Regions from separate parts of the Homo sapiens genome. Here region 2 is linked to region 1. Evidence: chromatin contacts called from ENCODE Hi-C or POLR2A ChIA-PET data. All regions are on one chromosome and are shown on one strand. Each heading gives the region's core, a stretch centred on a gene start or an enhancer-like site at or near the end of the contact. The rest is flanking DNA. Distances are from core to core; before and after follow the strand shown.

Region 1 (4,494 bases), core at 304-2,803:
AGTTATCTCATTTAAGTGGAAATGCTAAATGCTTGCATGAAGTGCTGCAGCCTCTTAGCACAGGTGTGGGACTAGAAATGGAATCTCCTGACTTTCCACCAGCACTCTATTACAATAAGTGACACCTTCATTGGTGAAGGTGAGGATGGGGCACCTATGTCTTCAATGCCCTGGCTACCTCTATGCTAATGCTAACTTACATGAGTCTGGAAGCAACAATAATAAAAATAGTTAACATTTATTTAGCATGTACTATGTGCCAGACACTAAGAACTCTTCATTCATTATTGCTAACCTTCACGACAACCCAGAGAGAGAGATGTAATACCCTCACTATATAAATAAAGGTGCTGAGACTAGAATGGGTAGGTGAGCTTGCCGAGATCACACAACTGGGTGGTGCAAGAGTAAGGATTCAGGCAGCCTCTGTCTATTACAGCACACTCCCTTACTCAGAGATGCTGAGGTGCGAGTCTGGCTCTGGGCTCCCTAGCTATAGAGTCACACTGCCTGGCTAAAAATCCAGGCTCTACAGTTTAATAGCAATGTGACCTTGGGCAAGTCAATTAACCTGTCAGAGCCTCAGTTCTCTTATCTGTTTAGTGGAGATAATAACAACTACCTCAAAGGGTTGTTAGGAGGATTAAATGAATTAATATTCGTAAAGCACTTCAAATAGTGCCTGTCACATAGAAAGTGTCATGTACATTTTTGGTGGATAAATAAACAAATTTAATATTACCTGATATCAGGAGGAAGGGGAAGACAACCATAAACTCACTGATATGAACAATCACTGATCCCTTGAGCTAGCACAATAATTATGACAACAATAACAATAATAATACCGTCTTTTGAATGTTTAGTATTAATCACTGGGCACTGTGACTTAAAAAAAAAAAAGGTTTACAGAGAAAATATCATTCAATATTCATTACAGCCTTTTCGGGCAGAAATTATTATCCCCATTGTACAGATGAGAAAATTGGATCTTAGAAAAAACAAACCACTGGCCCATGGCTACACAGTTCAGTGGCAGAGCCGGGATTCAGAGCTGATCAGTCCGTTTCTCATGCCCGCGGACTTAATCACCAAGCACACTGCCAGTGCTGGGGTCAGCGGAGTCATCCACACCAGAAACGGCCCAGGGAGCTAAGAGCTCAGACACAAGGGGAGGGTCCCTGGCTCAGGGTCTGCAGGGGCGGCGCGCACAGTGCGAGGCTGGCAGGTCCGGACCTGGGAATACCGCCGCGAGCGCAGCGGCCAGATGTTCAGAGGTGGCCCTGGGCCAAGCCTCTCTCTCCCGGCCAAGCCCAGCCCAGCCCTCCGGGTGCTTTGGCGCGGCCCTCGCCTGCAGTCGGTCACGTGCAATCGCTCCGAGAGGAAGTCAGAGGCTAAGCGGTCGGCCTGGGTGGGAATGCAGGGTCCCTGCAGGGTTCCAGGAAGCAGGGCGCCGGGCTTTCCCTCTCTGCCTCCCCACAGAGCCTGGAGAGCCCCCAGGTGAGCAGTGAACTTCTCACCCCAGCCGTGCTGGCAGAGTTCTTGCTGCATTATAGTGCCCTCCGATGGCCAATTCCGGTACAGCCTCCCTGTCGCAGTCGGCTTATGACAAGCGGGGGCCTCATTTATTCTAACAGTTTAATCATGTTTAAAAAAGAGCAAGAAAAAAATTACTGTAACAGTGTTAAATTGTAGTCTTGTCTCTTACTTCTTATCCAAGTGAACAAAAATCTTTGTCACAGAAGTTTTCCCTAATGCAGACTTTCTCAAAACCTGTCTAATCATAAGATGCACTTGCTTGTTAAAAATACACATTTCTGTTCTCACTGATATGTGGGAGCTAAGCTATGAGGATGCAAAGGCATAAGAATGATACAATGGACTTTTGGGACTTGGGGGAAGAATCCCCAAGGAGGGGGATTCGAGAGAGGACTTGCATCAGATGAAGGGGAGTGGGGTGAGGGATAAAAGACTACAAATATGGTACAGTGTATACTGCTTGGGTGATGGGTGCACCAGGATCTCGCGAATCACCACGAAGAACTTATGTAACCAAATACTACCTGTACCCCAATAACTTATCGAAAAATAAAATAATTTCAAAAAAGAAGAAACAAAAATGCACATTTCTGGGTTCCACTTCAGAAGTACTAAATCAAAATCTCCAGAAACTAAGCCTGATATTCTGCATTTTAACAGGACCCCCAGGCAATTAACAGAATCGAGCGAATTGAGGAAACTCAGTTGTGGGCGCACGCAGTGCTCTGCAAGCGGTAACCACCCTTGCCATGCTGACTTCACTGAGGAAGCCCTTGTCCCCCACAAGAACTCAGAGAGCTGTCGATGCCCTCGAGAGGGAGGAGGGCACTCAGGAGAAACACACCTCAGAGGTGGGAGACATGGCTCTGCCACAATTTGCTGCAGAACCTTGGGCTCATAACTGACATCCTTGCATCTCTGCTTCCTCCTTTATGGGATAGAGCCAGGGTTCCCTACACTTGTTGGCCCACTTCATTAATGGAGCCTCCAGGGAGTTGCTGAACATTATAGCATATTTAGGAAAGTATATAACTCTCAGTGGTCTGCTGAAGCCGGCTTATCATGGCTAGCGAGAGCTGATTGGCAAAATTTTAGAAACTTTTTGCATCAGTTATTAAAGCTTTGGTGGTAGCTTAAAATAGGCCATGGTGGGAGTATTGACACCACAGAAATTGGCAAATAATACAAATTAGGGCTTTTTGTAAACTACAGAGCCTGTTGTTAGCCATTTACCAGCACACCACTGAATACACAGAAGGGTCAGGCTCTTTTACATCAAAGGACATTATGCAAGTGGAAGGCCTGGAGAAAGTGAGTTACAGTATTCCTTCCCCTCGCTGTTCAGTCATGGCAGCAGCAGGACTCAAGGCTCAGCCCCTCCTCCAAGGTGCCTCATAGTTACCACTAACAGCGAGGCCCTTGTAGACATATTGTACTAGAAGCCCCCGGCAGAGTCTAAAGCTCTGAGGAGAGTCAGAGGCCTAGAGAAACACCAGCTGCTACTTGACCTGCTCTTGTATAAACCAAGGAGGGGATTTAAGAGAGGACTTGCATCAGATGAAGGGAACTAGGTTGTTGTAGCCTCCCAAGAAGTGGGTAGCAGGATCTTAATTTGACTTTATCAAATTTTTCCCTTTTGAGAAAGAAGCCACCTTTGTCATACAGCATGGTGTCAAGGCCAAGTCCTGCACAGTTTACCTTCATCTCAGAACTCACAGCTAACTGTAATCTGCCCTTCTGGGAATGCAAATGTTACTACTCTACAACAAGATGCACAAGAGGCAGATTCGGGCAGTGCTGGCGCATAGGAGCAGGGGAAACACACAGGAGGAGCCTCAGGAAGCCTTGCCCGATCCCTTCGAGCCCAGCATCTGTCCTTCCTTTCCTTAATCCCAGGCCTTGAGGTGCACAACAAGGGTTAAGGAGGCTCCAGGTTCCTTGGAAACTGACAAGACAAAAAATGTTGAGCCATTGGTAGATCCAGCTTATACCTTAGATCCCTGAGCCTGGCCAGGATTAGAAGGGAAGGAAGCCTTCCCCTCTTACAGGAAAGGAGGCCTTCGTGACCCATGAGGCAGACAGTTAACAGTTTCTTATTACTTTCTTTGTACAAGGACCTATGGAAAATATCAAGGTTGTAAGAAGATTTGATCCTGAAGTAACTAAAATTATATGGAGCTCTCTCTCTCCAGCCACGAGGCAAATTCAGTCATGAGGCAAGACAGCTGCATGCAGGAGGGCATTGTAATTGATTTGCATAGAAGTGCTAAGAGTTCATAGTTAGAAGTCTCTGTACATGATGGAAAGAAGTGGGAAGGTGGCTGGAAAGTTCATCTGAGATTAATGGAGGGCAAGATTGAGTTGCCCAGGGAGGAAGAAGGAATGATTAATTGAACAAAGACACCAGTCTCTGACTATTGAAGAGTACTCATTACCAGGCCAGTGTGGCTGGAGCTGTGAGTGTCAGGATCAGTGGGAGGTCAGATTGGCAACGTAAGTTGAGGTCATGTTGGAGAAGGCTGAGCTTGGTTTATAGGTGAAAGAGGAGCCATCAACAGTGTATTCATTTTCTATTGCTGTGGAACAAATTATCACATATTTAGAGGCTTGAACTGTACCCATTTTTATCTTGCAGAGTCTGTAAGTCAGCACTGTGTACACAGTGTAGGTAGGTTCTCTTCTCAGGATCTCACAGGGCTGAAATCAAGGTGTAGACTGGGTTGTGTTCTCATCTGGAGCCTGAGGTCCTCATCCACACTCACTCAGGTTGTTAGGAGTATTCAGTTCCTTGCAGTTGCAGGACTGAGGTCTCTACTTTCTAGCTGACTGTCAACCAGTGCTGTTCTCAGCTCCTGTAAGCCTTTTGCCATCTCCTAAAAAATGACCCTCTCCAAAACATAGCAGTTTGCTCCTTCAAGGCCAAAAGGATAATTTCTCAGTCCCCTTTAAGGGCTC
Region 2 (3,920 bases), core at 614-3,113, 60 kb after region 1:
TCACAGAACTGAAGCACTGATTAAATCAGATGCCTAGAGCACTGGTTGCTGGTGCCTTTATGAACAAAGGAAATCAGAATAGAAGCCTCTCCTCTTCCAATCTTGAGACTCTAGAATTCTAGAAAAGCAAGTTTTTATGGAAGGTTTGGTTCTTGGGCTGGACCTTGAGAATGGGTAGGATTAGGATATAACCACTTAGGAAAAGTGGAAAAGTCCACGGCAATTGGTTAGGTTCAGATTATGGCGGCCCTAGAAATTCAGGCTGCCAGTTTAGCCTTGGTACAGCAGGAAGAGAGTGGAGTTGAGGAGGACAAGGAGGAGGTGAGGGGCAGGATGGGTGGTAATCTTCCTTGAGTCAGGCTTTAACTGCCTCCTCTGAGTCAGTCACCAAGTCTTGCTGATCCTCCTTGAAATGCCTTATACCCATCCCTTCTATGTATTACTTCATTCATCCAAGGAGTAAGGTTTCCAGCTGATTTGGCTGGAAGCCAGGTGCAAGGAAGTTGAAGTGCAGAACTAGTCTGACTGAAGGAAGATAGTAAATTTGGTTTTAGACACGTTGGATTTGTGGCAACAGGTGAATGTTTAGGTGGAAAAAATATAAAGTGGAACTGACTTTTTCAACATGACTGAACTTTCTACAAAAAACAATGTAAAACTGGAGAGTCTAACCAAAATCAGTTCAAGTGTAAAAAAGAAAAAATTGGACATACTTTGTCACTCTCTTGTCTTTTGAAGTGCAGTTACTATGTGGGAATGGAGTACATTTCCAGTTGGTATTTTCAGCTAGCATTGTGGGGGAACAATAAATAGAATTGTGATGGAAATGTTATTTAAGTTTTGTTGAACTAAAAAATAAATGAGTAGAAAATGGAAAATGCTGGAAAATGTGAGTAAATATTTTAGCTTTTTGGGGGTGTGGAAAACTCATATCCGTTATGTAATTGGATTCTGTGAATGGATTTATGACAAAAATAAATGATTCTGGGAGAGTTCAAAGAAAATATTTTAACTATTTGGAAGGAAAACAGAGCCTCGGAGGGGAGAACAGCTTCCCATCTGTCCATAAAAATTAGAGGAAAATTTCACCAGACCACTGAGCTTGCTATGGTCAGTCTCGAGGGCTAATCAACAAAGGAGAATTCTGAAGATGCACACACACCCTGTTTCTCAATTATTGGAGTATCCCTCACCTCCTCTCCTTTTGATTTCTCTCCCCTTACTTTTATGTCCTTCTTCTTGTGCCTTTTTGATAGCAACTCTAAAGCAGTGGTTATGAAATGGTTATACAACTTTTATTTGAGGCTGAAAGAGATGATTACGTGGTTTGGGAGGGAAAAGGAAAAGGACTGAATAAAAGGAAGTGACTGTAAGCTGTTAAGAAAGAGAAGACTGTTAATAGCAACATCTTGATGTTAAGAGACAAGCTGAAACCATCCAAGGCAGGCAGAGAACAAGGTGATAATAAGAGAAAATGTGTTTCGCAGACAAAGGAGCCGACAGCAGGCGAGAGCAGTTCAGGGAGAGAGGTGAGCATTAGGAATAGTGTGCGGAAAGGAGGCACGGATCCCTCTGAATCACACTGGGAAGCATCGGCCGTTTGAACTCCTTGGCAACTCCGACCTGATCTCAAAGTAGATTGTGAGGAATGAGAACAAAAGGAAAGTTCACTCTGAGTTCCTCTTGTCAGAGCAGGGGAAATTGCTTTGAGGCCAGCACTGAAAGATGATAATGGTACCAAGTAACAGAAAAAAAAAATCCGAAAAACCAAAAATGTGTCAGGTCACCGGGAGCTTGCCTAGCATAAAGTGACATAAAACCACCACTGACATTCTCATAGGTCCTACCACATAGTGTTGTGCAAGTCACTTCTAACCAGCACTCAGTTGGCCAAAATAAGGAAGAGAATGCCTCAACTACTCAGAATATTCGTTCACTTGACAAACAGTAATTGAGATTTCACGGTGTCATCCAGGACTATTGCTATTAATGCTGGAAGGTGCAATAGGAGCTCTTATCTTATGTCCTGTACCAGCTGGTCCTGTGAGGCCAGAAGGAACCACTGGAAAGTGAATACTGGGAAATCGATGCTGACCCTAGAAGGGCACAGGCCCGGCAGAAAATAGGTGGTGAGATTTAGGAGTGCCAAAATGCTAACTAGAAAGAACTGTGTGCATGTTTAAATTCCTTGTTATGGACTGAATGTTTGTGTCCCCACAAAATGTTTACGTTGAAGGCTGGGCGTGGTGGCTCAAGCCTGTAATCCCAGCACTTTGAGAGGCCTCAAGGCGGGTGGATCACGAGGTCAGGAGTTTGAGACCAGCCTGACCAACATGGTGAAACCCCGTCTCTATTAAGAATACAAAAATTAGCTGGACGAGGTGGCGGGCACCTGTAATCCCAGCTATTCAGGAGGCTGAGCCAGGAGAATCGCTTGAACCCAGGAGGCAGAGTTTGCAGTGAACTGAGATCGCGCCACTGCACTCCAGCCAGGGTAACAGAGTGAGACTCCATCTCAAAAAAAAAAAAAGTTTATGTTTAAATCCCAACCCCAATGTGATGGTATTCAGAGGTGGGGCCTTTGGAAGGTAATTTAGATCATGAGGGTGGAGTCCTCATGAGTGGGATTAGTGCCCTTATAAAAGAGACTCCAGGGTGCTCTCTACCCTTCTTTCCACCATGTGGAGACATGGAAAGACAAGAGCAGTCTGCGACCAGGGAGAGGGCCCCTACTAGAATTCAACCATGCTGGCTCCCTCATCTCAGACTTCCAGCCTCCAGAACTGTGAAAAATAAATTTCTTCTGTTTTAAGCCACCCAGTCTATGGTATTTTGTTATAGCAGCTTGAACTAAGACACTCCCAAGAGGAAAGACACAGCCAACTGCTAGTCTTTCTTCTCTAGGCTTAAAATTTCTCATCCATAAAATAGGTTAAATAAGATCCTGAATACCTTCCCTTTCGGCAGAGTTAGAATGGTTCTAGGAGTTATCTGGGGATCCTGCAATGGAGATGGGACAACATGGGCTCTCTTTTTTGTTGTTATTTTTGAGACAGAGTCTCACTCTGTTGCCCAGGCCAGAGTGCAGTGGCACGATGTTGGCTCACTGCAACCTCCACCTCTTGGGTTCAAGTGATTTTCCAACCTCAGCCTCCCGAGTAGCTGGGACTACAAGCACGTGCCATCACACCCGGCTAATTTTTGTATTTTTAGTAGAGACAGGATTTTGCCACATTGGCCAGGCTGGTCTCAAACTCCTGACCTCAGGTGATCCACCCACCTTGGCCTCCCAAAGTGCTGGGATTATAGGCATGAGCCAGCGCACGGGGCGCCAACTGTTAATCTTTCTTCTCCAGGCTTAAAATTCCTCCTGCATAAAATAGGTTGAATAAGATGCTGCATACCTTCCCTTCTGGCAGATTTAGAATGGTTCTGGGAGTTATCTGGTGACCCTGCAAAGGAGATGGGACAACATGGGCTCTCTTAATGTGGGAATCTAAACAGCTGCAGGAACTAGAAACTACAGGTATGTTTTCTGTATATTGCAATCAGTTGTTGAGAAATTTTTAAATGCTAAAGATACCAAAGCCCTTCTTCCAGATTTTAAGCTAGAGGTTGCAAACTAGGCACCCCCATGTTTTGTTTGGCTAGCAGAATATTGTTTAAAAATTGACCCAGCATTTAAAAATTGTGAAATTTCACCTGAAAATCCAGATTTTTGGCTTCTCCTGAAAGACTGAAATATCTGGCAGCACCGGAGCCACAGCAGCAATTAGCTGGAGGTGGGTATCAGCTGTCCCATTTAGCTGGAACACCTGTTCTCTAGTTTGATCATCTCTACCCCTCACATTAGGGTGACCATTTAACTTGGCCAGCACTTTTGAGAATAAAAGGTGGTGGAGGCGGGGGCAGGATGCTGT

Evidence for each region. A loop is a pair of places that touch in the nucleus more often than their neighbours do. ChIA-PET counts read pairs that join two places held with the same protein, here RNA polymerase II (POLR2A). Pooled maps may share reads with other maps.
Region 2: a map of endothelial cell of umbilical vein shows a loop between it and region 1 (6-fold over the local background). The contact joins two enhancer-like sites. A Hi-C loop is called at or near these places in 4 of 168 maps with a recorded cell type or tissue (aorta, breast epithelium, cardiac septum and 1 more) and 7 of 50 pooled maps. POLR2A ChIA-PET finds 5 or more read pairs at or near these places in 4 of 52 experiments (OCI-LY7, activated B cell, activated CD4-positive, alpha-beta T cell and 1 more).

The regions. Positions count from the first base shown.
Region 1 is chr3:114,149,675-114,154,168 of GRCh38, reverse strand. The region is part of intron 3 of DRD3 (dopamine receptor D3); the gene reads left to right. Among named protein-coding and RNA genes, the nearest start is that of DRD3, 27 kb to the left of the region's middle. RefSeq lists an enhancer at 1,229-1,762. Within about 2 kb of position 1,553, at least 10 of the 41 ENCODE cell types and tissues checked have a DNase peak (open chromatin) inside an H3K27ac peak, as active enhancers do.
Region 2 is chr3:114,090,299-114,094,218 of GRCh38, reverse strand. No RefSeq gene overlaps it. Among named protein-coding and RNA genes, the nearest start is that of QTRT2, 36 kb to the right of the region's middle. Within about 2 kb of position 1,863, at least 4 of the 41 ENCODE cell types and tissues checked have a DNase peak (open chromatin) inside an H3K27ac peak, as active enhancers do.